Regions from separate parts of the Homo sapiens genome. Here regions 1, 2, 3 and 5 are each linked to region 4. The links are chromatin loops, found by intact Hi-C in ENCODE. Cell type or tissue: K562. All regions are shown on one strand. Region 1 overlaps DNAJC6 (DnaJ heat shock protein family (Hsp40) member C6). Region 2 has its middle 73 kb from the start of DNAJC6-AS1. Region 3 overlaps DNAJC6 (DnaJ heat shock protein family (Hsp40) member C6). Region 4 holds the start of DNAJC6 (DnaJ heat shock protein family (Hsp40) member C6). Region 5 has its middle 53 kb from the start of DNAJC6-AS1.

Region 1 (5,000 bases), 68 kb before region 4:
TAGTCTCACTGGGAATGCTCTAAAATACAGTCAATCTATGTGACTTCTTACAAGGACATAGGTATCTTTTTTCTTTTATTTTTATTCAAACACAAACAGGAAGAAAAAATAAATACGCCAATATGTTAATGTTAACTTTATTCACACAAAAGTCAATGGCATTTTTAGCTGTGCACACACTACTCCTGTTTCTACCTCCTTTATAATACTTAGCACATTCTAGAGTCCCCACACTATGTGAGTTGTGTATACATCTGCCTTTCCCACTAGTAGTCAAGCTTTAAGTCAAGAATAATAAATCCCTTTCTTATTTTTACAACTCTCACATTACCCAATTCCTAAATATGGGCTCAGTAAATCCTATTGAACTCAAATGTTACCTGTCTACCATTGTGTACAGGCTCATCCATATTTGACCAAACCAAACCATCACCACCAACAACAAAAGGTTACTCACCAAGCAGTGGACAACACAGACATTTTTGGGATTCTGCAGTAGCCAGTTATACATATTCCGACACACAGCAAAAAGGTTGTGCAGACTGGGAGCCTGCCTAATGGGCCAACTGCATTCTGAGACCTAAGGGAGCACAGCAAAAGGAAATTAATTCCTCCAGCAACTTCCTCTTCATAAGCAGGTTATCACACCAACCAACATCTTCTGGAAGTGATACCACATCCTCTCTTAATATAGATAGGAATAGTGGGAACAGGGTCCAAATGCATGAAGAAGAGGGTGTTTAACACAGCAATTTTTTAAATTAAAGAATTCTCATTCAGTAAAGGTATGAAAACACATTTTGAAGCACATTTTAAATTAAACTAGACCATTTCAAATACATCCTTGGATTTTTTTCTATTCTGTGAGGTTACATAGAATTTCATTTCTATTAAGCATAAAATGTTTTGACCTCCCCCCAAATGTTTAATTATAGGGTTATAAGTCCTGCACCATCTCTAATTTATCCCAGCTCTCGTGATAACATGAAAAGTGCTATAGAGTGAGCCAAAGGCAGGCTTGTGCATGGATCTATTTTTTTTCTCTTTTAATCAAAGGACACAACTTACAGGGGAAACCCTTGGCATTTTCATTCATTTAACATGCATATTTTTTTCACACATTATGGATCATCAACTAAGTTATAGGAATATTGCTTGGCTCTGATCCATGCAACAATCATCTAAGACAGGTATTAATATAAACCCCATTTTGCAGATGAGAAAACTGACTCTCAGAGGTTATCCAGAGTCACACTGCTGCTCAGCGTCAGCACTGCAGCCCAGATCTTCTGAATATAAATCATGTTACAACAGCACACTGGCTGACATTATCACTTGCCTCAAAATACTGTTAAGGCATGATCCCCAGTTGATTACATACTTACTAATCTAGCTAAGAAACAACAAGGAGAAGCTTAGAGTTGGACAAACTTCATAACCTCTTTAAGCCTTTCTTCATAAAATGTGGTGAACAGTACCTCTTACATAACTCACAGGATACTACATGAACATGTACTTCAAGAGCTTAGCTCAGTATCTGACACACCCAGAGTGATAATAAATGTTGGCAATTATTATCATTTTATCGGGTAACTGCCAGTGCAAAGCCCTGCAGTCAGGACTGGCCATGTTTGAAAAAAATGAAGTCCTTCATGGTGAGAGTGTAGACTGAAGGGCCAGATTATACAGTCTTGTTAAGGAGGAGAATGACTCTCAGATCTACATTTCCAAAGATCTTTCAGGCTCCAGTATGGAGAACAGAAATGGATAACAAGAGCCTAAAGGTAGGAAGACCAGTCAGGAGGTTGGTGAGGAGTGTCAATAAGGGATGATAGTGGCTAAGGCTAGCTGAGTAGCAGTGGGGTACAAACACACTTGAGGGACTCAGGAGATAGGTGGTGGGACACCTGGACATAAGACAGGTGATACATGGTGGCAGTGTGTGCATGTGGAGGGGTGTACTGAAGAGTGTGTCAGGGGAGGGAGAGGAAAGAGTCAAGCCTGAACTCCAAGTTTCCAGCTTGAATGGCTGGATAGAAGGATACAAGAAGTGCTATTTCCTGAGATACGGAATTCTGCAGAAAGAAGAGGCTTCATACAGATGATGTCAGAATGTGCTCTGCAATCCCAAATGTCTCGAATTCCTTCTATTTGACCATGGGAAAGGGAGGCAGGAGGAATTTGTTTGATTAGCCCTTTTCTGGTAATCAGATAATAAATAATCAAAATACGACTAGGAAATTATCTGTGCTCTTGGTAGAGCTGACGTCTAAAAGCAAACACATTGAGTTTCTCTGTCTGGGGCTGCCAAGAAAGCCCATTCTTTTTTGTTAATTTGTAACTTTTTTCTACAAGATGACTGTGGGGCAAATGTCAGGAGACCTTCCAGGTTACCCACTTTCATATACCTTTAGGAGAGACAAGTATGGTTTATTAAACAAAGTATTTGAAATGTTTGGCATAGCTCCCAAACAGTCCAGGGTGATCTAGCATTGGCCTCTGTCAATTTAAACTTTATGATGCCTTGCCCCTTTTACCCAACATGATTCAGGACTGTTTCTGGTCTAGTCTTTACCCACATATATATTCCCCATTGACGTGTTTGTTTTCAAGGAACGGAAATGACTTACTGACTAAAAATACAGAATAACTGGGAAGATACATTTTGCTGTCAGAGGAATCATAAAATGTACATTTGTACAAGCTCCTTTCTGTCTGCAATGTATTTTCTTCTCTTGGTAAACTCCAATTCATCTTTTAAAACCCAGGTTCAAGATCTAATAGGCCTTATTGACATTTACTGAATATTTTACCCAACTGCTGCAGAATTTATATTCTTTTCATTAGCACATGGAACATTTTCTAGAATAGACCATAGTCCACAAAACGAGTCTGTACAAATTCAAAAACACAGAAATTGGCCAGGTGTGGTGGCTCACGCCTGTAATCCCAACACTTTGGGAGGCCTAGGCAGGCAGATCACGAGGTCAGGAGTTCAAGACCAGCCTGGCCAACACAGTGAAACTCTACTAAAAACACAAAAAATTAGCTGGGCATGGTGCCAGGCACCAGTAATCCCAGCTACTCAGGAGGCTGAGGCAGGAGAATCACTTGAACCTGGGAGGTGGAGGTTGCAGTGAACTGAGATCACACCATTGCACTCTAGCCCAGGCAACAGTGCAAGACTTCGTCTCAAAAAAATAAATAAATAAAATAAATAAATAAATAAAATAGAAATCATACCAAGCATCTTCTCTGACCACAATGGAATAAAACTTTACAACTAAATAACAAAAGGAAACTTGGAAAATACATAAACACATGGAAATTAAACAACCAATGAGTCAATGAAGAAATTAGGAAGGAAATTTAAAAATTTCTTGAAACAAATTAAAATGGAAATATACAAAAACATATGGGATACAGCAAAAGAAGTACTAAGAGGAAAGTTTATAGCAATAAACACCTATATCGAAAAAGTAGAAAGACTTCAAATTAACAACCTAACAATACACCTCAAGGAACTGGAAAAGCAAGAACAAACTAAAGCCAAAATTACTAGAAGGAAAGAAATAATAAAGACCAGAGCAAAAATTAAGAAAATTGAAACTAAAAAGAAAAAAATTTCGACAAAATAAAAGGTTGTTTTTTTTGAAACAATATACAAAATCAATAAACCTCTAGGTAAGCTAAGAAAAAGAGAGAGAAGACCCAAATAAATAAAGCCAGGAATGAAAAAGGAGACCTAACAACTGAGACCTCAGAAATACAAAGACTCATAAGAGACGGCTACTATGAACAATTATATACCAAACAAATCAGAAAACTTAGAAGAAATGGATAAATGCCTGGACACATACAACCTACCAAGATTGAACCATGAAGAAATAGAAAACCTCAACAAACCAGTAACAAGTAATGAGATTGAGGCTGTATAAAAATTCTCCTATCAAAGAAAGGCCCAGGTCCTGACGGATTCACTGCTGTATTCTACCAAATATTTAAAAAAGAATGAATATTAATCCTACTCAAACTATTTTTTAAAAATGGAAGAAGAGGAAATACTTTCGAACTCATTCTACAAAGCCAGCATTACCTGATACTAAAACTAGAGAAGGATACAACAAAGAAGGAAAACTACAAGCCAGTGTCACTGAAGAACACAGATACAAAAATCCTCAACCAAATACTTGCAAAACAAATGCAACAACACATTAAATAGATCATTCACCATTATCAACAAAGATTCACTTCATGGCCAGGCATGGTGGCTCACGCCTGTAATCCCAGCACTTCAGGAGGCTGAGGCAGGCGGATCACGAGGTCAGGAAATCGAGACCATCCTGGCTAACACAGTGAAATCCCGTCTCTACTAAAAATACAAAAAAATTAGCCGGGCGTGGTGGCAGGTGCCTGTAGTCCGAGTTACTCGGGAGGCTGACGCAGAAGAATGGCGTGAACCCATGAGGCGGAGCTTGCAGTGAGCCGAGATCGCACAACTGCACTCCAGCCTGGGTGACAGAGCGAGACTCCGTCTCCAAAAAAAAAAAAAAAAGTTTTACTTCATTGGTACAAGGATGGCTCAATATATGCAAATCAATAAATGTTATATACCACATGAATAGAATCAAGAACAAAAAATACGTGATTATTTCAATAGATGCTGAAAAAGTATGTGATAAAATTCAACATCCCTTTATGATAAAAATCCTCATGAGGCCAGGCTCGGCAGCTCACGCCTATAATCCCAGCACTTTGGGAGGCTGAGACAGGCAGATGACTTGAGGTCATGAGTTTGAGACCAGCCATGGCCAACATGGTGAAACCCCGTCTCTACCAAAAATACAAAAATTAACCGGGCATAGTGGTAGGTGCCTGTAATCCCAGCTACTTGGGAGGCTGAGGCAGGAGAACTGCTTGAATCCAGGAGGCGGAGGTTGCAGTGAGTCAAGATCACTGCACTCCAGCCTGGGTGACAGCAAAACTCCGTCTCAAAAAAA
Region 2 (5,000 bases), 73 kb after region 4:
TTTTTTTTAAAGTAAATGACTAAACCCATTTACATTTATGGATAGGGCTGACGTGTTTGGTCTTAGCTCATCATATTATTTTGTATTTATTTTAAGCATTAAATTTACCACATTTATGTATTCTTTTCTCTTTGTCCTTTTTCAATTTATTTTGGTATTTAGAAAAGTTTTTATTTGCTATTAATATGCTATATAATGCTGCCACAACTTTTTCTTTACTTAGTTTTCTACTAGTTGGTTTGTCAACTTTAAATGATACTGATATGGTTTGGCTGTGTTCCCACCCAAATCTCATCTTACAGTTCCCATAATCCCCACGTGTCATGGGAAGGACCCTGTGGAAGATAATTTAATCACCGGGGCGGTTACCCTCATGCTGTTCTCTTGATAGTGAGTTCTCGTGTGATCTGATGGTTTTATAGGGGGCTTTTCCCCATTTTTGCTGGGCACTTCTTACTACCGCCATGTGAAGAAGAACATGTTTGCATCCCCTTCTGTCATTATTGTAAGTGTTCTAAGGCCTCCCCAGCCATGCTGAACTGCGAGTCAATTAAACCTCTTCCCTTTATAAATTACCCAGTCCCAAGTATGTCTTTATTAACAGTGTGACAATGGACTAATATAGATACCCTCCAGTTTCTACCTATTACATATATGGCAATCAAGTAGCTTATTCTGCTCTCCTCTGTCTCCCTCTGTTCTTCTATATTTTTATTACTTTAGTTCTGTTATTTCTACTTTTGGACATAGAACATTTACATATTATCCTCACGCCTTTGTCTCTGCCTTCATTTTAGTCTCTTCAATTAAATAAAGGACATGTTCACCACAGTTACCTGCTGTATTTTCTCCAGTTATCTCTTGGTTTAATGAGGCTTGTTATCTAGTGTTAACAGATTCCTAATAAGGGCCAGGCACAGTGGCTCATGCCTGTAATCCCAGCACTTTGGGAAGCCGAGGTGGGCGGATCACTTGAGGTCAGAAGCTCAAGACCAGCCTGGCTAACATGGTGAAACCCCATCTCTACTAAAAAGAAATACAAAATTAGCTGGGTGTGGTGCCGTGCACCTGTAGTCCCAGCTACTCAGGAGACTGAGGCAGGAGAATCTCTTGAACCCAGGAGGTGGAGGTTGCAGTGAACTGAGATCATGCCATTGCACTCCAGCCTGGGCAACAGAGTGAGACTCCGTCTCATAAGAAAAGAAAAAAAAGATTCCTAGTAAGGAATATTAAAATATACAGGCATGGTGGCTCATTCTTGTAATCCCAATACTTTGAGATGTCAAGGTGGAAGGATTGCTTGAGGCCAGGAGTTCAAGACCAGCCTGGGCAACATAGTGAGATCCCATCTCTCCAAAAAATTAAAAATTAAAATTAAAATTAAAAATTAGCCAGGTATGGTGCCACACACCTACAGTCCCAGCTACTCTGGAGGCTGAGGCACTTGGGCCCAGGAATTTGAGGCTGTAGTGAGCTATGATCACGCCACTGCACTCCAGCCTGGAGGACAATATGAGACAAAGAAAAGAAAGGAAGGAAGAAAAGAAAAGAAAGGAAAGGAAGAAAGGAAAGAGAGAAGAAAATATAACTTGAATTTGCATTTTAAAACTATTTATCAATCTTGATAACTGAAGATCAGCTTAACTGGATATAAAAATCCATGGTTCACACTTTCTGTCCTTGAGAGCACTGCTCCATTGTTGTTTTGATCTGTGTATTGAATCACGTGGTCTTTTTGCTTGGAGGTTTAGAGGTATTTTCCCGGGCATACAAGAAAATATCTTACACTTGACCACTTGGGGTTAATTTTCACACAAAGCATCCTTTCAGTAAATAGATTCAGGATTTTTCAACTTAATCTTTTGGTAAGCTTTATTGGATCATAGCTTTGAATCTTAGTCTCAATTCACTGCTTTTTCTTCTTTAGAAAATTCAATTATAGGTGTGTTAGATCTTCTTTGTCTTCTATAGCTATTCTTTTCTTTTGGGGCTTTTCATTTTGTTTCAATTCTCTTGGAAATTTTCATTCCAATTTTTCATGTGTCCTTTGTGTACTTTTTTGAATTTGCACCTTCTTGCATACCTTATAATTTAGCTCTAATTTTTAGGATTAGTGTGTTCCTTCATTTTCTTTTCTGTACTCAGTCAACTCTTGTTTCACAAATCCTCGTTTTGTACCCACTTCTATTTTGCATTTGTGAGTTTCTGTTTTGTGTGTTTTCTACATGTCATTGATACTATTTGATTTATGTTGAAGTGTCGTGCTGTGGTTTTCTCCGCCTTGAAGTTGGGTCTTGAATATTTTCATCAGCTGAAGAATTTTGATTCTCATTTTCTTTTCTTTAAAAAATAATTTTGGATGTTCATTTTCAAGACTGCTGGATTTTCTGTTCATTTTCAAAACTGTTGGATTTTCTTGGGCCAGGTGTTTCTGCAAATGAGGCTGAAGGATTTGAGTAGTTTACTAGGTTTCTTAGCTCAAGAGTGCCCTCTTCAGTAGATACAGTAAAATGCAATTTCCTTAATGAACAGCATTTTTCTCTTTTCTCTTTTTTTTTTTTTTTCTTCTCTGCATGGAGTGGAGAGTGTTAGGGGGAGTTTAATATGTCATCATTTTTATGAAACTCTTCTTTCTGTAGGATTCTTAATTTCCAACTTTTTCTTCCCTCTTCATCACCAAATTTCCAAGAGATACCTTTTCTTACTTAGTTCCTCTTTTCTCTCCCAGAAGCAGTACCCTCTGAAGACTTAAATGTTTGGGCCCATGCACTTTCAAGCCCCTTCAATTCCCCAGTAGCAAGTGCTGTAATGCAGTGTGGCTATTCTTAGTATTTCTCCACTTAGTGTGAGACTCTCTGGGATCCGACTGCATTATGTTTTTCTCAAATAATTCCTGTTTTTCTCTTCTTTCTACCTGAGCTTAATAGCTGGGACTATGATTTACCCTCTTAAATAAAATGAGAGTTTCTATTAAATTTCCTAATATGTAGTAGATATGAGTTGTAATTTTATTTGCTGTCCTTGTTGAGCTGTATGTATGTATGTATGTGTGTGTGTATATATGTATTTATTTATTTATGAATGACAGGGTCTTGCTCTGCTGCCCAGGCTGGAGTGCAGCAGCATGATCTTGGCTCACTGCAGCCTGGAACTACCGGGCACAAGCAATACTCCTGTCTCAGCCTCCCAAAGTGCTGGGATTACAGGAGTGAGCCACCATGCCCAGCCTGTATGGTTTTTTGAAGATGTGTAGAAAGATTCAGATCTAGGCATCTGTCATTATCTTCTAAGAATCCTTACTATCTAGCCTCAACTTATAAATACAATATCTATAAATTTTTAGGTAAGACTTTCATGTGTATCCTAAATAATTCACCTCTTTTAAATTATCTTTATACTGAGGAAACATAACAAAGTTTTTTTAACAAAGATAAAATATAAAAGATGGTTCACCCAGGTCTCTAAGCAATTTTAGTCTGCCTCCCTTCTCCTTGACCCTGTTGGACTAATAGAAGTCTTTCATATTGTGGTGGGTGTATATGATCAATGTACCCAGAATAGTCAGGATGTCATGGTGTTCAATATGTCCAGAGTAGCCTGTCTGAGATGGTCAGTGCCCCCAGGATGGTTGACATAGTCAGTGGATCTGGAGGGGTCAGTGTATGTGAGCCACTACTTTGAAGAGAGTGGCTGGTCTGTCCTGACTGATCTAGTTATGGACTATTCATTTTTGTATTTCTGAGTCCTCCTTGTCAGGAAATGGCATCCCTCTCTCAGGTTATATGGCACTAGATTGGCAGGGATGCAAAGTGTCAACTACTAATGGGGTATGAGACATAATTTCTTCATGGGAGGCCTTCTAGACTTTTTAAAGGGACTGACCCCAGGATCCTGGCAGGAGAAAAACTGGCCACAGGAAAGACTCAGCACTGCTTAGCTCCTAGTCACTTTCAAATAGTAGAGCTCCCTGTCTCCAACTCCTTGTGGTCCTGAGCAAGGCAAAAGGTGCCTTGATTGTGGTCCCTCTGGTAGAGAGAGAGAGAGAGAGAGAGAGAGAATCACTGGATATACTTACACATATTCACTGGCTGAAATTAATATGGGAAAACATCACATCAGTTGAATTACGGAGCAGGGGAGAAACTCAAGTGATTTAAATGGGTAGTGCTCTCTTATAAAAACAGAATTCTCGATAACTCTCCATTTTGTTGTTGTTAAGGCTGGAAAGCCCTCCCCTAATTTTTTAAAATTAAAACTGCAAATATTTAAAAATAAAACTTCACATGCAACACAAATTTTTGGCTTCTTTTGACAAATTGAATGATGGTGGCAGCATTGAGCCACCATCCCTAAGATGGAAACAACTGTCCAGAACTGAGCAATGGCTCCCCTCTGATAGGGCAGTGCCCTCCAGTCCTCACAGCCCTGCCACTCCCTGCCTCACATTCACCACTATTTCACTCATTTTTGTTCCCTAGAGTCATTTAAGTTTTTCTCTTCTGCTATTATCCAACCATCCTTTTTTGTTGAACTCTGCTACCACATCTTAGTTCAGACCCTGGTACAGCTACAACGTTATCATGCAAATCTGATGGTGTCATTTTCTGGTAATATACTGCCTACTACCAACCAAATGAAGGCCAGGCCCTTCCCAGTAGAATTCAATCTTATCTTTATCTCCCCGGTCCTGCCTCACACTGCTGTGGCCTCCACCTGCCATGCATGCTCAGACTTTCTTGTGCCTACCATTTCATCTGCTTGGGTTCCCTTTTGCATGCAACACTCAGCTCAAATATTAGCTCTTCCATGGGCTCTACTTGGCCAGCCAAGAGAGTTACTACTTCTGTTGTTTCCTTTATAGCGCAGTGATCAACTCCAACAGTCATGTATAGAGCAATCTAATAATATGGCCATCTCCTCCAGTACATTGTGAAGAAGTCTCGGGCAAAAACTGGGTCTGATTCATCTTTGCATCCCGAGAGAGTAAAAATGCATAATAA
Region 3 (5,000 bases), 53 kb before region 4:
GAACAGAAACCTCCAGTATTGCCGCTACTAGCCATGTGTAACAATTGAGCGCCTGAAATATGGCTAGTCTCAACTGAAATGTGCAGTAAATATAAAACACACAACACATTCCAAAGGCTTGGTGCAAAAAAAAAAGAATGTAAAGTATCTCAATATTTTTATACTGATTACATGTTGAAATAATAATTTAAATATATTGAATTAAAGAAATTATAGCTGTAAAATCAATTTCACCTGCTCCTTTTTACCTGTTTGGTGTGGATACTGAAAATTTTTAAGCTACGTATGTGGCCTTTATTGTACTACATTTGGACAGTGCTGCTCCAGAGAGACTGCTGAGGAAGAGCAGTAGTCAACTTCAGTGAGTCCAGGGCACTCCTCGGCCCTCTGATGAAGCTGACTATACTAGAAGCCCCATTCCATGGCTATCCCTTAAAGCACTGGTTCACTTCTATCATGAAAAACACCTTCTGAAGGGGCTTTAGTACAGCTTTTAGGCCTTAGGATGCATGGCAGCTATTAGTGCTATCTGTCAAATATTTCAGGTTCTCTTCCCTTTATAGCTTCTTAAAATTGCGCTTTTTGGCCCCTTGTGCTTAGCTCCAGTCCAGGGCTTCTCAATCTCAGCACTATTGACATTTTAGGCTAAATACTTCTTTATTGTGCGTGTTTTGAGGGGGTTGTCCCTGTGCACTGCAAGGTGTTGAGTAGCATTCCTGGCCTCTATTCACTAGATGCCAGTAGCACCTGCCCCAACCCCCACTCCACCTCTGAGTTGTGACAATAAAAAATGTCTCCAGAGATTGGCAAATATCCCCTAGTGGAGGCAAAATCACCCCTGGTTGAAAACCACTGCTCCAGCCTATGTGTGTGAGGGGAAGTGCTGTGTATCACAGTGTATGTTGTGCATCACTTCCAGGGTACATTTAACTGTCAATGTGATATTCTCCATAGTTTTTCTCTCTCTCTTTCTCTCTTTCTCTGTCTCTCTCTCTCTCTGTCTGTATTTCTCTCTCCCTTTGCCATAGCAATCAGCAAGGTTGGAGACTGTGGCTGCTCTGTCCATGACTTCTGGGTCCCAGAGAAAGGAGCTATGTGGCATATGACCTTTGATGACCCAGGTGACCTTTGATGAATATTTGGCATGAGTAAGTAATATGGTTTGGTTCTATGTCCCCACTCAAATCTCGTCTCAAGTTGTAATCTCCACGGGTCAGGGGAGGAACCTGGTGGGAAGTGATTGGATCATGGAGGTGGATTTTCCCCATGCTGTTCTCATGACAGTGAGAGATCTGAAGGTTTTAAAATGTGGCACTTCCGTCCTTGCTCTCTTTCTCTGTCCTGCCATCATGTAAGATGTGACTTGCTTCCCCTTCACCCTCTGTCATGGTTGTAAGTTTCCTGAGGCCTCTACAGCCATGTGGAACTGTGAATCAATTAAACTTCTTTTCTTTATAAATTGCTGAGTCTCAGGTAGTTCTTTAAAGCAGCGTGAAAACAGACTAATACAGTAAGAAACACCTGTTTGTTAATAGAAGCCGCTGATCTTTTGGGAATGTTCATAACCAAAGCACAACCTAACCTATGCAGGCTGATACAGGAAGGAAGCAGGAATCTGTGTAGAGGAGGTGGTTAATGTGAACAGTGGCCAGGTAGGGCTTTAAGGCCTAGCAGTCAAGAGCGTGAGTCATTCTCACCTGGGTTCCTGCCCAGCTTTGCTACCCCTAGCTGTGTGACCCTGGAAGTCAGTCTTTCTAAATCTCTTTCTTCCCATCTGTAAAATAGGGATAAAAATTGTGCCTACTCCATAGGGAAAGATTAAATAAATGCATATAAAGCTGTTGGCATGGTACCTAATAAATCTAGGGGTCAAGAGAACGTAGCTAAACTCTATTATGCCACATCCTGAAATTCCTGTATTGATGGTATTTTTAATCTTTGTTCACTTTCCAACTATATGATGACAAAAGACAAGAATGGCATCTATTCTTTTTCAAAACTTGCAATATATAAGATTTTCAAAATAAAGAATAATAAAAATATTCACGTAATAGGCACTATAATTGCTAACTTATATATAACACTTACTATCTGGTAGGTATTTTTCTAAGCATTTTATCTATATTCAGTCATTTAATCCTCATAGCATCCCAATGAAATAGATAATATTATTATTCCTATGTTATAGATCAGAAAACTGAGGCACAGACGTTAAGAAACTTGTCTAAGGGCATACAAGCTAGTGAACCCAGGCAACCCTTCCAATCACATCCCACTTTCTTCTCCTAATATCAGCCTGAATTTTATATTTGTCATTCCAATTAATTTCTTCAAACTTGTATTCCATATGTTTGTATCCACAAAAAATGTATTAATATTATTTTCCAAGATTTCAAGCTGTACATAAATGGTTTTCTATTTGCATAATTTTGCAACTTTATTTTTTTCACTTACTTTTGTTTAAAATTCACCTATGCTGGTACCAAATGCAGCTTTAGCTCAATTAATGTGTGTATCAATTACCCCACTGATGGACACGTAGGCTATTTGTTATAATAAGCAACACAGTGAGGAACACATGACTTTGATAACATACATAAGACTCTCTCTAGATTATACCTACAAGCAGAATTTGCCAGTAAATAAGGTATGTACACTTCATATATCTAGATATTGACAAACCATTCTCCAAAGCAGTCACAGCAGTTTAAATTCCTACAACTAGTACATATGTGTTCCTTCACTCTATATTCTCCTTAACACTTAGTATTGTCAGACTTTTACATTTTTACCACTTTGTCAAGTATAAATAAGTATCTCACTTTGGTCCTATTTTGGTAATTTCCCTGATTACTAGTGAGGTGAAGTATCTTTTACTGTGCTTACTGGCCAGGTGGCTGTTCTTTCAATCATATTTCAGGTACCAGTACACTCCTACATGCCACTTAGATGTTCATACATATATCTATAAATACATGTTGACTGTCATGTTCTTCCATCCTGATCTTAAGAGCTATTGATACCTAACAGATGTCTAAGTCACCATTAGACATCTATTAGAAAATGAGGCTCTGTTAGAAATTGCAAAGCACATTGAATACTGGTAAACAAACAATGAATGGACATATGGACAAACATTAATCATCTCTACCACTAACTGAGCTCTCCAATGCAACAGGAACTGTGCTCAGACCTTTATGATAGTACAGTTTCATATAGCGGGAGAGTGGAAGTGGTTATTATCCCCAGTTTACAGATGAAGCAATGGAAGCTCAAAGAAGGAAAGTAACTCACCAAAGAGTCCAGTTAACGAGTGGAAGGGTCAGCAATTCAAACCCATATCTGTGCAATTCCAAAGCCTTGCTAATCTACCATTTCACACTATTCTACATCTTCACTCAGCTCAGGATTCCAACAACTATAATCAAGATGAGCCTTACCTGCCTATACACAACTGCCTCTCTCCTATTCCCTGCTCTCCTCCACCTCTCACCCACACACCTTTCATCTGGCTGCTCTCAGCGGCAGATATCCCTACAATAAGCACCCTCATAAATCACTGCATGCCAGGCAAACCAAGTCAATCTCATTACGCAGGCAGCCGAGCCTCTGTCGCCCCTACTGCTTCACAGCCCTGAATAAAAGGCCAGGAACAGGTCTAATGGGCACCTCCACAGACTACGGCTAGTGTTACAAATCTGAGAATGCTCTCTTGTGTCCTGTTTCATATGAAATAGAGCACATTATTTCCCTGTAAACACACCCCACCATGTAAAAATCTGTATCATGTTTTTGTTTTAAATATAGTGAGGATAGAGCAGCATAAAATGTTTATAATTCTCCCATTTCCATCCCTGTAACATTTTCATGTGTTCAGCCTGAACACCCCTTTGATATATAACTGTTAAAGAGAGGACATCAAATTGATTAGATGTCTCTTCAACTCTCAGTTTTATGCTGGAATAGAACTACAAGGCACCAGCCTATTAAAAGATATAAATATCCTTGATTATCTAAAAATCAGACTCTCACCATCCCTCAGGCTGCATGCTCTGCTCATTAGAGCTTTGGAATGCTGCAGAAATCAGAACAACTTGCCAGAGTCCATCTGTAACCTTCATATATTCAAATTATACGTTGAACTGGCAAGGCCACACAAAAAAGAAGAGGGGCATTATTTGATGTTGCTCTACTGGTTCTTTTAGGTAGATATTCTGGCTTTCCCTGATGAGCCACATAAGTGCCAAAAGTGCAGATTCTGCAAATATTTTAGCCTCAGCTAGTTAAGAGAAAGGGCAGAGAGGTTTCAAAATATGGCACAACAAAGAAGAAAATGGTGCAATGAGAAAGAAATGCAGAAGACAAACAATGACCACGGTAGATCAAGGGGTAACAAACTGGATCCCATGGGCCAGATCCAGTCCACGGCCTGTTTTTGTACAGTCTGTGAAATAACAATGGCTTTTACATTTTTAAATGATTGAAAAAAGTAGAAAGAAGAATGATATTTCATAACATGAAACTGGTATGAGGGTCAAATTTCAATGTCCAGAAGTAAAGTACCCTTATGTGTTTACATCTTGCCTATGGTTGCTTTCATGCTACAATGCAGAGTTAAAATAGTAGTGCCACAGATCTTACGGCCCACAAAGTCTAAAGCATTTACTCTCTGGCCCTTTACAGAAAAAGTTTTCCAACCCTTGCATCAGATGGTTAACACCACTTGTGTTCTTAGGAATGCAGAGCTTGCTACCTCCAACACCTTTCTAAATACTTTGGCTAAAATGGCACCCAGTGGAAAGAACACTCTGCTTACTAAGGGTCCTCAGGGATTTGAGGGTGTAAGAGAGTGAAGGTGAGGACATCAGAGTTGACAGAGCATGTGAGTGCCATCCAAAGAGAAAGGTCCAGGACTGCCTCTAAGGCTCCAAGTAGATTCTTGTTTCAATGATGTCTGTGGTGTGAAAATCTAAGCCCACCAAGGACAAACATCAGAGAAT
Region 4 (5,000 bases):
ATATTTCTTTCATTTTCCTGAAGTGAGGCTCCTTCACACTCATTTGGAATATGTTTGTTTTCATTTCAATTGTTTACATGCTCACTACATGTAAACATTATTATGGTGGCATCATTCAGAGAACATGAATCTTTTTAAGATTTAAAGGAGATTACATCCAGTCAAAAGATGGATTACACTTTGATATATCACAGATTTGAAAAAACATACATTGAATAACCACATACAACATCAATAAAAAAGTCCTGCCTGGGCGCGGTGGCTCATGCCTGTAATCCCAGCACTTTGGGAGGCCGAGGCAGGCAGATCACCTGAGGTCAGGAGTTCAAGACCAGCCCGGCCAACATGGCAAAACCCCGTCTCTACTAAAAGTACAAAAATTAGCCGGGCATGGTGACAGGTGCCTGTAATCCCAGCTACTCAGGAGGCTGAGGCAGGAGAATCGCTTGAACCCGGGAAACGGAGTTTGCAGTCCGCCGAGTTCGCATCCCTGCACTCCAGCCCGGGCAACAGAGTGAGACTCCGCCTCAAAAAAAAAAAAAAAAAAAAAAAAAAACAGTCCTGAAACCATCAATCCCTTGGGGATCATTTTAGTTTTATTTAAAATGGTCTAAGAGAATGTCCCATCAATATCTTGGTTAACTTCAATAAGAGCTTCAATGAGTAGAATTTGTTTTCAGCCCAGGACATTTGAGCATCTGTGGACAATATTTCATCCCACTTTGGGACAAGGAAAATAGAAAATAATAGCCCAAGGACAGCCATTACACAATTAAAATAAACAAGCATTTGTTTGCAAAGCAGGGCATTTAAATTCAGTTTGATTTCATTACTGTTCAAACGACCCCATATGAATCTTTCCTCTGGAATCCTCAGTTGTCCAGTATTAAAGTTACCAGTGTAGAACCAACCACTGAGGACTTCAATTATAAATATCTCTGTAAACAATTCTCCGAACCTGGTTCCCTGCAGAAGTAAGCAAATAGCTATAATAATACTCCTAGTCCAACATGGATATATTAAATGACTGTTTTGCTATTGAAATCGCAAATGCCAACAGCAGTTCCAAGAGAGGACTCTAACTTGCCAAACCTTTTATAAAAGACAGTTGCAAGCCCCGATACAAAGTTTAGAGGAATTTCCTTGTCCCTACATGTAAAGGTTTATGAAATCTGTACACTCAAGCAAAAGGACAAACAAGATCAAAGCCAACACATGAAATAAATTTCATTGTGCAAACAGTAAAAGCTGTGTAAAAGAGCTCTAGATCCCAGGTTAAAAACTGCAGGAGAAAGGTAACATTAACCCTAGCAGACGGCTGAGTTAAGATGTGGCAGAGCTTTACAGAATTGCAAATAGCATCAGCATTGCAAGAATAACAATTGGAATAAATACCGTCTGCATGCTGCAAAAACAATCAACGCACATGCTCCTTCACCTCTCCCCCTCATCCAGCTGGGCAGTGAAAGCAGCTGCCTCTCCCAGCCCTCCTCCCAAGCCGTTCTTCGCCCCACCCGCTCCCCTCTCTTCTCCACCCCTCCCCTCCTCCTTCCCTCCCCCTCCCCGCCCCCAGCTGCCGTATTCAGCAGTCTAGAGAGATTAGGAGGAGCTCGCTACAGTCTCTGGGCCTCAGGACTGATCTAACGTTTCGTAGCTCCCTGGATGAGAGAAATTAGAGACTCGACACCCAGGTGGTATTAGAAGCCTTCGCCTCCAGCCCGGCTCTCTCGCAAACCGGGGCTGGGGGACCACGGGGGGGCCTCGGGCCGGGCGACTGGGAGGCTCCGGAGGCCGCGCGGGGCTCAGCGCTGCACTCCCCTCGGGCAGCGCTACCTGAGCTGTCCATGGTGCTGGCGCGGTCCGGAGGCTGTCGGGCGGGACTCCGCGCCGCTGCCCCGGCGTTCACTCTCTGCTTGCCGCCAACCCCGCCGCTTCCCGCACTTAAGTCCCCGTTACTGTCCACCAGCTGCAAAGATTCATAACCATCGTTGCTGGTCTTTTTCCGGTAGCTCCCGAGGAGGCTCATGGGCAAGCCCGGAGAAAAGAGAAAATAATCAACCTGGGAAGCGAAAAGGGAGATGGAAGGTGGAAAGGGCTGAAGAAGGAATTAAAAAAAAAAAAAAATTAAGTGCCCGACATGACGCAAAGAGGAGGGAAAAGAAGGAGCGGCCACCGGAGAGAAGCTTCGCCGGGCGAGGCGAAGCCGCCGCCCTGGGCTGAGCTCGGCTCGGGGCGCCGGGAGGAGGGAGGGAGGGAAGGAGACGCGGCCGGGCGGGGGCGCGCGTCCTCTGGGCCAACGCCGCGGAGCCGCCCGGCCCTGCCGAGCTCCGGGCCCCAGGCCAGCACCTCCTGGCTGAGGAGTGCCCGGAAGCAATCCTATAGGTGTCGCCGCGTCGCCCCGCCGCGCAGCAGGGCAGCGCCAAAGCCGCTGGCCCGCGGGGAGGGAAGGAAAGGGAGGTAGGAAGGGAGGGGAGGTTCGTGAGGAGGGGGGTTGAAGGGAAACGGGGCGGGGTGGTCGGGGGAGGGGACTACTACGACGTGGGTTGGGAGGGTGTGTTCGCACGCGTGTGACAGAGAAGAAAGGGGCGAGGTATCTCGGCCTGCGAAGCTTTGAGGACCAGGGGTCTTGTGGTAAAATCCAGACACACCCATTTCATGCAACTTAGCCTATTTTCACCGGAAGATTCCGCCAAAGCCACCAGGACGGTAACCGTCCTAGAGAACTGACTTGTAACTCAATTCAACAGAAAAAGAATGCATGTTAAGTGCCAGAATATATCTATGCTAGGATATAAAGGAAGAGCAATATTTTGCACATTCTCCAGAATAGGGATGATCCCTAAGGGAGATATCAAAGAGTTGGGTATTCTAATACTAGGAGGCAGCGTCCGTTCTGCCTAGAGAGCAGATGTGACTGTTTAGAACTCTTTGTTGAGCGAATAAACTGGGGAGAAGGGCAAGGTTAAGTCCGACGCATTTTCAGATCCGCCACCATTTACCTTAGGACCTGGAGAAAAGACTGTTTCAGTTAGCTAGCTTGAAGGCCTGCTTGGGAAGCAAGATAGACAAGGATTTTTTTTCCCCATCCTCTAGCCTCACGCCTTATTTTTCTTTCACAATTCTGGCCAAAGAAAGCAGTAACTCATAATCAGAAGAGAATTTATCATGAAGTTAATTAAGCTGTGTACCTAATTTTGTATCTGTCATCGTGTATTCTTAAAAGAAGACTCCGACATTGTATAAGTTCTGGATCTGAACAAAACCTGGATAAACTCTGGTAAGTCTTAAAATGTAATTATCGAATGTTTATTTTCACCTAAAATAATAAGATTTCAGAAGGATTGCTCATTCTCATCATCTTAGGTCAAGATCAAGTAAGTCTTGGTTAAAAATTATCATTTTCTCTACTAAAACTTGGAGGGACTAAGTGAGGCGCCCGTCAAGAGTCATTTGACAGAGTTTCCTCACCAAAACAGGAAAAAAGTACGTGCATGTAAAATGTACTTGAGCCCATACACAAAGCCAGCTTTGCTTTCTTCTCATCTTACATGGTTTTCTCTTGCTGTCCTTATATCAATCACCTAAGGACACAAAATCAAACAATAGCATCTAAGAGACTTCAGTCCAGATGATTTGGGTCTCAGAAAGTTTCCGGGAAGCTCTAGCTCTACACAGTTCTACATAAAATAAATTGGACTAAGAGACATTTTCCTGTACAAGGATCACCCAAACACAGATTCTTGTAGGAAGAGCATCAACCAGAAGAAGTCCAAAGAAATGTTTTCTAAATCCTTCCAGTCCTTCTGGGGAAACCTAAACTTCCTGGCCAGTTGCTTTCCCAACTGCATTCTTTGATGAGGTATGGTGTGACCTGAATTGCAAATCAGAGTTAATGCTCATTTATAACAAGATCAAACAATCTGAATGGTGGCAGGAAAAACTGCAATAAAAATTTTAAAACAAATTTTTATACTTTCAATTTTCCAAATCTGTCAGATTGAATTATTTTAGTTACTTGACTAAAGTAATAATTCTGTGAAGTCTAGTAAATCTTTTCCCATAACATCTTAAATAATCTTTCTCTGTACTTTTTCTTTTAATTCATTACAGACACACAGGGACAGTAAATACCTAGTGTTCATCATGTGCCCTGACAAATGCTGGACTATAATCATTGGATTAATAGAATTTAGAACCAGCCTCAGTGACAGACTGAGACCCTGTCTCAAAAAATAAATAAATAAATACAGGATCATTTTTGAAAAGTGAAAATTATTATTTTCAAAAAGAGCACTTTCAGTTATTTTTGCTCAACTTGCAGACATATTGCTGAAAGAAATTATAGATGAGACATATGCCTTTGTATTTTTCAATATCTATCTCTGGAGTTTGCAAGTGTAAAGAAAAATCTGAATGGGCTATAAGAATTTTATCTTTATACTTAATATAAATAAAGTCAATCAGGATAACTATTAATAATCCTATAAAATTGAAGATATAAGAAGCATATTAAGGCAGGAAAATACAATAACTAGGTTAATTTACAACAGCCTAAAAACTAGGGCTTGGGCCTAAATTTGGATATGCACCAATTTCAACATTAAAATTTTCTTTACTGTGCTAAAGATCAAATTCATATACTTATCAATGAATATCTCACTGTTCTACTCTATAAAACAAGCATAATATGAGTACCATCATTATATAGAAGAATTAGATTAGTACCTAACATATATATATATATATATATATAGAGAGAGAGAGAGAGAGAGAGAGAGAGAGAGAGAGAGAGAGAGAGAAACAGATTGAGAGAGAGAGTAGTACTTAACAATTGTTCTCTATTACCATTATTGGTCTGTCTTGGGTGCAGCTTTAAGCTCAGCGCCTGGCAGTCTTAGTTTTTCAAATGGGAAAAGCTCAATAAAGGCTAAATATTATTTTTTCCAGGGATATCCTAATGGAAAATTGTCTTTGTAACTTTGAATGAGAATTTGGGCTTA
Region 5 (5,000 bases), 53 kb after region 4:
TAACTTCCTCAAAGAAGCCTCCAGCTGTGGTTGCTTCCCAGAGCACACTGAACTTTTAAACATATTTTGAGTGTGATCATATGGTTGAAATCTAGACTAAGCATTAATCTAGACTAATAGTAGTCTGGACTCTTATGAAAATCTAGACTATTATTATTCTATACTAACAATAGTATACTAATAGTAGTCCAGATTTTCAGCCATATTAATATTATGGTTTGCTAATAATTTCTAGACTTTTCTAGGTTTTCTAGACTATTTTCTAAGAATAGTCTAGATTTTCAACCATATTAGGTTTTGTTTTATTAATATTAATACATACAATAGTAAACCTAATATTAATTTAAAAATAACCAGCCCTTTGTGAACCTCTATGTACCAGAAATGCATTTAATCATCACAGTTACATGACATAGGAATTGTCATCCTCATTTTTCAGATAATATATAACTCCATTTTTGAAAGACTAAGGATGCTGTCTGATATCACACAGTTTATTAATGTGCCATTTATTAGTGGCAGATTTAAATCATAGCCTGTGTGATGTCAAAGTGTATGATTCTAGATGCCCAAAGTGATGTTAACATCATCATAAGAAATTCAGGTTAACTTTAAAAAATCAAATAAAATTGAGATATAGATTTATTGCATAATATTTATTCGTTTTACTTCCCTCTTCCATGAGTATAGCTATTGAAACATGTTTTTTCATGTGTGGAGGGAGATGTGGCAGAAAGCATGTTGTATAGGTAGGCAGGCCTGAGTCTGACACTCACCAGTCACATGACCTCCAGCATATCACTTAGTGCCGCTTGTTTCACCTTCCCTTATATATAAAATGGGGGAAATACATAACATCTGCCCTCTCTCCTTCCAGGAGTATTGTCAAGATCTAAACAAAATCCTGTAGTTGAACTATTCTATAAGATGTCAAGTATCATGTAACATTAGATATTATAATGGCTTTATCCCCAGGGCTTATGGGGGAAGGGGAAGATAGATAGTAGAGGAATGTAGTGAGCAGCCAAGATCCTATCTAAGAAAAGAGAGGTGTGGGATGGCAATGAGCCCTGGGAAGCTGTGAGTAAACGCTAGGTCAGGAACGCAGAAGCGGAGATGGTTGTATAGGCACTAAAGATCTGGTTTTAAAAATTATAAAACTAATGCAGGAACAGAAAACCAAACACCAGTTGTTCTCACTTATAAGTGGGAGCTGAACAATGAGAACACAAGGACACAGGGAGGGAACCAACACACAATGGGGCCCGTGGTGGTGAGGGCAGGGGAGGGAGGGCATCAGGAAAAATAGCTAATGCATGCTGGGCTTAATACCTAAGTGATGGGCTGATAGGTGCAGCAAACCACCAAGGCACACCTTTACCTATGTAACAAACCTGAACATCCTACATGTGTATCCCGGAACTTTAAAGATTTTAAAAATTAAAATAAAAATTATAAAACTAGAACACTTATTCTAATCCAAGTTACTACAGTGGCAATATTCATCTATTCCTCTTTTGTAAGCATTCACACAACATCTGGAATAACACTATGCATGTAATTATCACTCAAGGAATACTTGTTGCAATCATCGATCTCATTCAAGCTCATGATAAAAAGTGGTCAGCCTTCGGCCCTATTAAGTTTCAGCAATAGTTCTTTTTGTTTGTTTGTCTGAGACAGAATCTCACTCTGTGGCCCAGGCTGGAGTGCAGTGGTGCAATCTCAGCTCACTGCAGCCTCTGCCTCTTGGGTTCAAGCGATTCTCCTGCCTCAGCCTCCCAGGTAGCTGGAACTACAGGTGTATGCCACCACGCCCAGCTAATTTTTGTATTTTTAGTAGAGACGGGGTTTCACCACCTTGGCCAGGCTGGGCTCGAACTCCTGACCTTAAGTGATCCGTCCGCCTGGCCTCCCAAAGTGCTGGGATTACAGGGGTGAGCCACTGCGCCCGGCCTCAGCAATAGTTCTTGATGACAGTATGGAAAGAATTTTGTTGGTGCACTGACTTTTAAAAAGTAGGAACACATACTTAAAAGCCGGCAAGATGACAATGACAAGCTGCAGAGTCTCCCTAACAACCACCAATAGAAAAGCTTGTTTCCAATGCAATAAATAAATATTTGAAAGATAATTATTGCTGGTCATTTTCAAATTTATTTTTATAATGCTTAATAGGTGCTAACACTTTATAACTACTAACTCGTTTAATTCATTAATTTATTTAATCCTCAAAACACCGGGGGTGGGTGAGGGGGACTATATCGATGGCAGGGTCCTGGTGCAATCTGGCTCTGCCCTGCATCCGGTCGGCCATTTTAGAAATAAGGCATGTCAACCCCCCAGAGGAAGGATCCTCAGATGATGGAAACAGACAAAAAGGACAAGACAAGACACATTCATAAGCAGTATCTACACAGTACCAAGCCCTGCACTTAGCCTCGTGGGGGATGCAAAGATGAAATGGATGAGAATGTGGAATCTTTAATACCAGATGAACAGTGACAAACGCTCTACAGGTGACGAAATGCTAAAGGAGGGGTTACAGGTGGCAGGAACCACAGAGATTTCAGCGAGGAGACTGCATTTGTGCTAGTCTTGGCAGGAGGGTAGGAATCCGGCAGGCTGAGATGCGAGCATGGACACTGCAGACAGAGAAAAGCCGGGAGCCCCCAGATCAGGTCACTTCCCTGCTTAGCACACTTCAGTGTTTTCCCAGCTCACGTAGAATAAAATCCGAACTCCTCTTCATGTTCTGCCCAGACCTCGATCCAGGCCCTGCATCCCTCTCTTTCCCCTTGCTCAATTCAGGCACTCTGGGAACCTTTCCACTTGCTATTCTCTATTACTCGGCTTCACGCTAGAGTAACTCCTAGTCAGTCCTCGGGTCTCCGCTGACTTGCAATGCCTCGGAGAGGCCTTCCCAGTCCGCCTGCCATGGAAGCTCGGGGACCTGCCTTTTTTCCTCTGTCAGCAGACTGATTCCCTCTAAGCGCACATAGCAATGTGTACCGGGCTTTCTCTGTTTTGCGTGTGTAATGTCTGTCTTCCTCTCTAGAAGTAGTTCCAAGATCCGGGCTTTGCCCATCGTGTTCTCCGGCCAAGGCAGATGGAGGGGCTCGATAAAAATTGTGGAATGAATGAATGGAGTGAGTCAGTGATTGGCTGTGAGTTGAGGCCCTGGCGAGGACAGGACTGAGTGTGCTTGGAAATAGTTTATCGTGGCGAGAGCTTCGAAATCACCGCAGGCAGGTAGAGAGGAGGTGGGTACAGGGCGGGAGGACCTTGAAGGGAGCCTCGGGTTCTGATTCATTCCCCCAGTAGGCACTGCATTGCAGGCGCCAGGCCAGGTGCTGGGGGCCGGGGACAAGCTAACCTCAGTGAGGCTGTGTCGCCGCGCCACCGTGGCTTCCCTGTGTCCAGAGCCAAAGCAACGAGCAGGGGCTAGAGGAAAGGAGACTGTGCCGACATCAGCCCCTGCGCTTCCCCAGCGGTCCCGGTACCCGCGACCGAGGGTCGGGTTCGGGCGTCGCCTAGGCATCCAGGCTCCCAGGGCCGGGAACGCGACCCGAGAGACCGCCGGGGACGGCCCCGCCGCCGCTGCGCCCCTGCCTCAGGGTAACAGGTCCCGACCGGCCGCGCCCACACTCACCCTGCGCCGCCTGGCGAGCTGAGCGTGGCCTCCACAGCCGCCGGGTCGCCTTCCACGGCCGCCGCAAGGAAAACAGCTTCCGGCTCTTCTGGCCTCCCTTCTCAGTGGCGCCCATCGGTGCGCCGCGCCCTCCCCCGCCGCGGTCGCCCGAGCCGAGCGCCACCGCTCGCCGCCGCCGCCGCGCGTCTGCCAGGTGCCGGGCCGCTGCTGGGAGATGCGCGCCGGGGGCGGAGCTTGGGGCCGGGAGCCGTGGCTGGCGCCGACAGGGGAGGCTGCCCGGCTCCGCCCACACGGCGGCGCCTGGCGCCCGAGGCGTGCGGGTGCGCGCGGGCCCGCGCCGCTCACTCGGGGGGCACCGTTAGCACCCTTTATTAACACAGGAGTCCTAGGGGGCTCTCACCCGTTTTATCTCCCTGTTACAAACCATACACTCCACACTCCGAGAGGGTAAGGCATCTGCCCACAATCACACAGCGCTAAAGAAATTCCAGAGCCCTAGACTCTGACGATGTTTACTCACACCGTGCTACCGCCTCAAAATGAAACATCACGTTAGAACGTGGTTTTAGTTCTGACAGATATTCCTGTTTTCCTAATACAAGAGATTACTAGTCACCCACATGATTTTTTAAGAACTTGTTCTATGTCCAGTTACTTTTACACACATTTCATGAAACCTCATTGCAACCCCGTGGTGTGGGAGGCGTTTCCCATTTTCCAGATGAGGAAACTGAGATGGCAGAAGTGAGGCTCCCTCACCCCATCCCCATGCCATCACTGGTCTCTGTTGAGATTTTGCTTGGAATTGGGAGAGACTGAGAGGAAGATCAAAACCAATGCCCTTGAACACGACCTGGCTGCAATAATAATAGCTAATATTTATAGAATGCTTTTTATGTGGCAGATTTTACATACATCATCTTATTTAACCCCTCCAGTAATACTCGTGGGGCAGAAACAATCTCCAAACTCAACAGATAGGGAAACCGAGCGTCAGAGAGTACAGGTTAGATATCTAAAACCTCAGTAAAAAGGTTTTATGTTAGGTCAAATTATGAAATTGCCATTTTTGTAGGCCCAAATAATATCAGACAAGAGCTTCTATCGGTGACCAAAATTAAAATCACCAGTGGAGATCGGACACGGTGTCTCACGCCTGTAGTCCCAGCACTTCAGGCGGCTGAGGCAGTCGGATCACTTGAGCCCAGGAGTTCAAGAGCAGCCTGCACAACAAAGCAAAAACCCGTCTCTACCAAAAATGCATACACACACACACACACACACACACACACACACAGACACAAATTAGCCAGGCATGGTGGCACACACCTTCAGTCCCAGCTACTCA

What was found. Hi-C counts contacts between places; a loop is a spot of excess contacts. Peaks named below come from ENCODE experiments on the same cell type or tissue, not always from the same donor. Only the 100,000 strongest peaks of a DNase experiment are listed, where the experiment ranks them.
Region 1: it touches region 4 in a loop (2.9-fold over the local background); 2 of 110 quality-filtered maps call a loop at or near these places.
Region 2: it touches region 4 in a loop (2.7-fold over the local background); 3 of 110 quality-filtered maps call a loop at or near these places.
Region 3: a loop joins it to region 4, with 2.0 times the contacts of the local background. A loop is called at or near these places in 3 of 110 quality-filtered maps.
Region 5: it touches region 4 in a loop (2.5-fold over the local background); 20 of 110 quality-filtered maps call a loop at or near these places.

What each region holds. Positions count from the first base shown.
Region 1 is chr1:65,374,982-65,379,981 of GRCh38, reverse strand. DNAJC6 (DnaJ heat shock protein family (Hsp40) member C6) reads right to left here. Exons shown (of 19, transcript NM_001256864.2): 5 at 458-580. Among named protein-coding and RNA genes, the nearest start is that of LEPR, 43 kb to the left of the region's middle. In K562, no CTCF peak of the experiment used is centred here; no DNase peak of the experiment used is centred here.
Region 2 is chr1:65,233,570-65,238,569 of GRCh38, reverse strand. No RefSeq gene overlaps it. Among named protein-coding and RNA genes, the nearest start is that of DNAJC6-AS1, 73 kb to the left of the region's middle. In K562, a CTCF peak has its summit at 2,506 (motif pointing left); a DNase peak (open chromatin) is centred at 2,468.
Region 3 is chr1:65,359,412-65,364,411 of GRCh38, reverse strand. All of the region lies in intron 1 of DNAJC6 (DnaJ heat shock protein family (Hsp40) member C6), which reads right to left. Among named protein-coding and RNA genes, the nearest start is that of DNAJC6, 52 kb to the right of the region's middle. In K562, no CTCF peak of the experiment used is centred here; no DNase peak of the experiment used is centred here.
Region 4 is chr1:65,306,772-65,311,771 of GRCh38, reverse strand. It overlaps DNAJC6 (DnaJ heat shock protein family (Hsp40) member C6), which reads right to left and starts at 2,229. Exons shown (of 19, transcript NM_001256864.2): 1 at 1,834-2,229. The coding sequence starts at 2,026. DNAJC6-AS1 (DNAJC6 antisense RNA 1) reads left to right here and starts at 2,538. Exons shown (of 3, transcript XR_007066155.1): 1 at 2,538-3,277. It overlaps LOC112268227 (a long non-coding RNA gene), which reads right to left and starts at 528. Exons shown (of 2, transcript XR_002958317.2): 1 at 1-528. In K562, a CTCF peak has its summit at 2,333; DNase peaks (open chromatin) are centred at 1,531, 1,831 and 2,381; H3K4me3 peaks cover 1,625 bases.
Region 5 is chr1:65,253,302-65,258,301 of GRCh38, reverse strand. No RefSeq gene overlaps it. Among named protein-coding and RNA genes, the nearest start is that of DNAJC6-AS1, 53 kb to the left of the region's middle. RefSeq lists silencers at 3,553-3,622, 3,713-4,212. In K562, a CTCF peak has its summit at 3,696; DNase peaks (open chromatin) are centred at 1,038, 2,331, 3,211 and 3,911; H3K4me3 peaks cover 3,569 bases.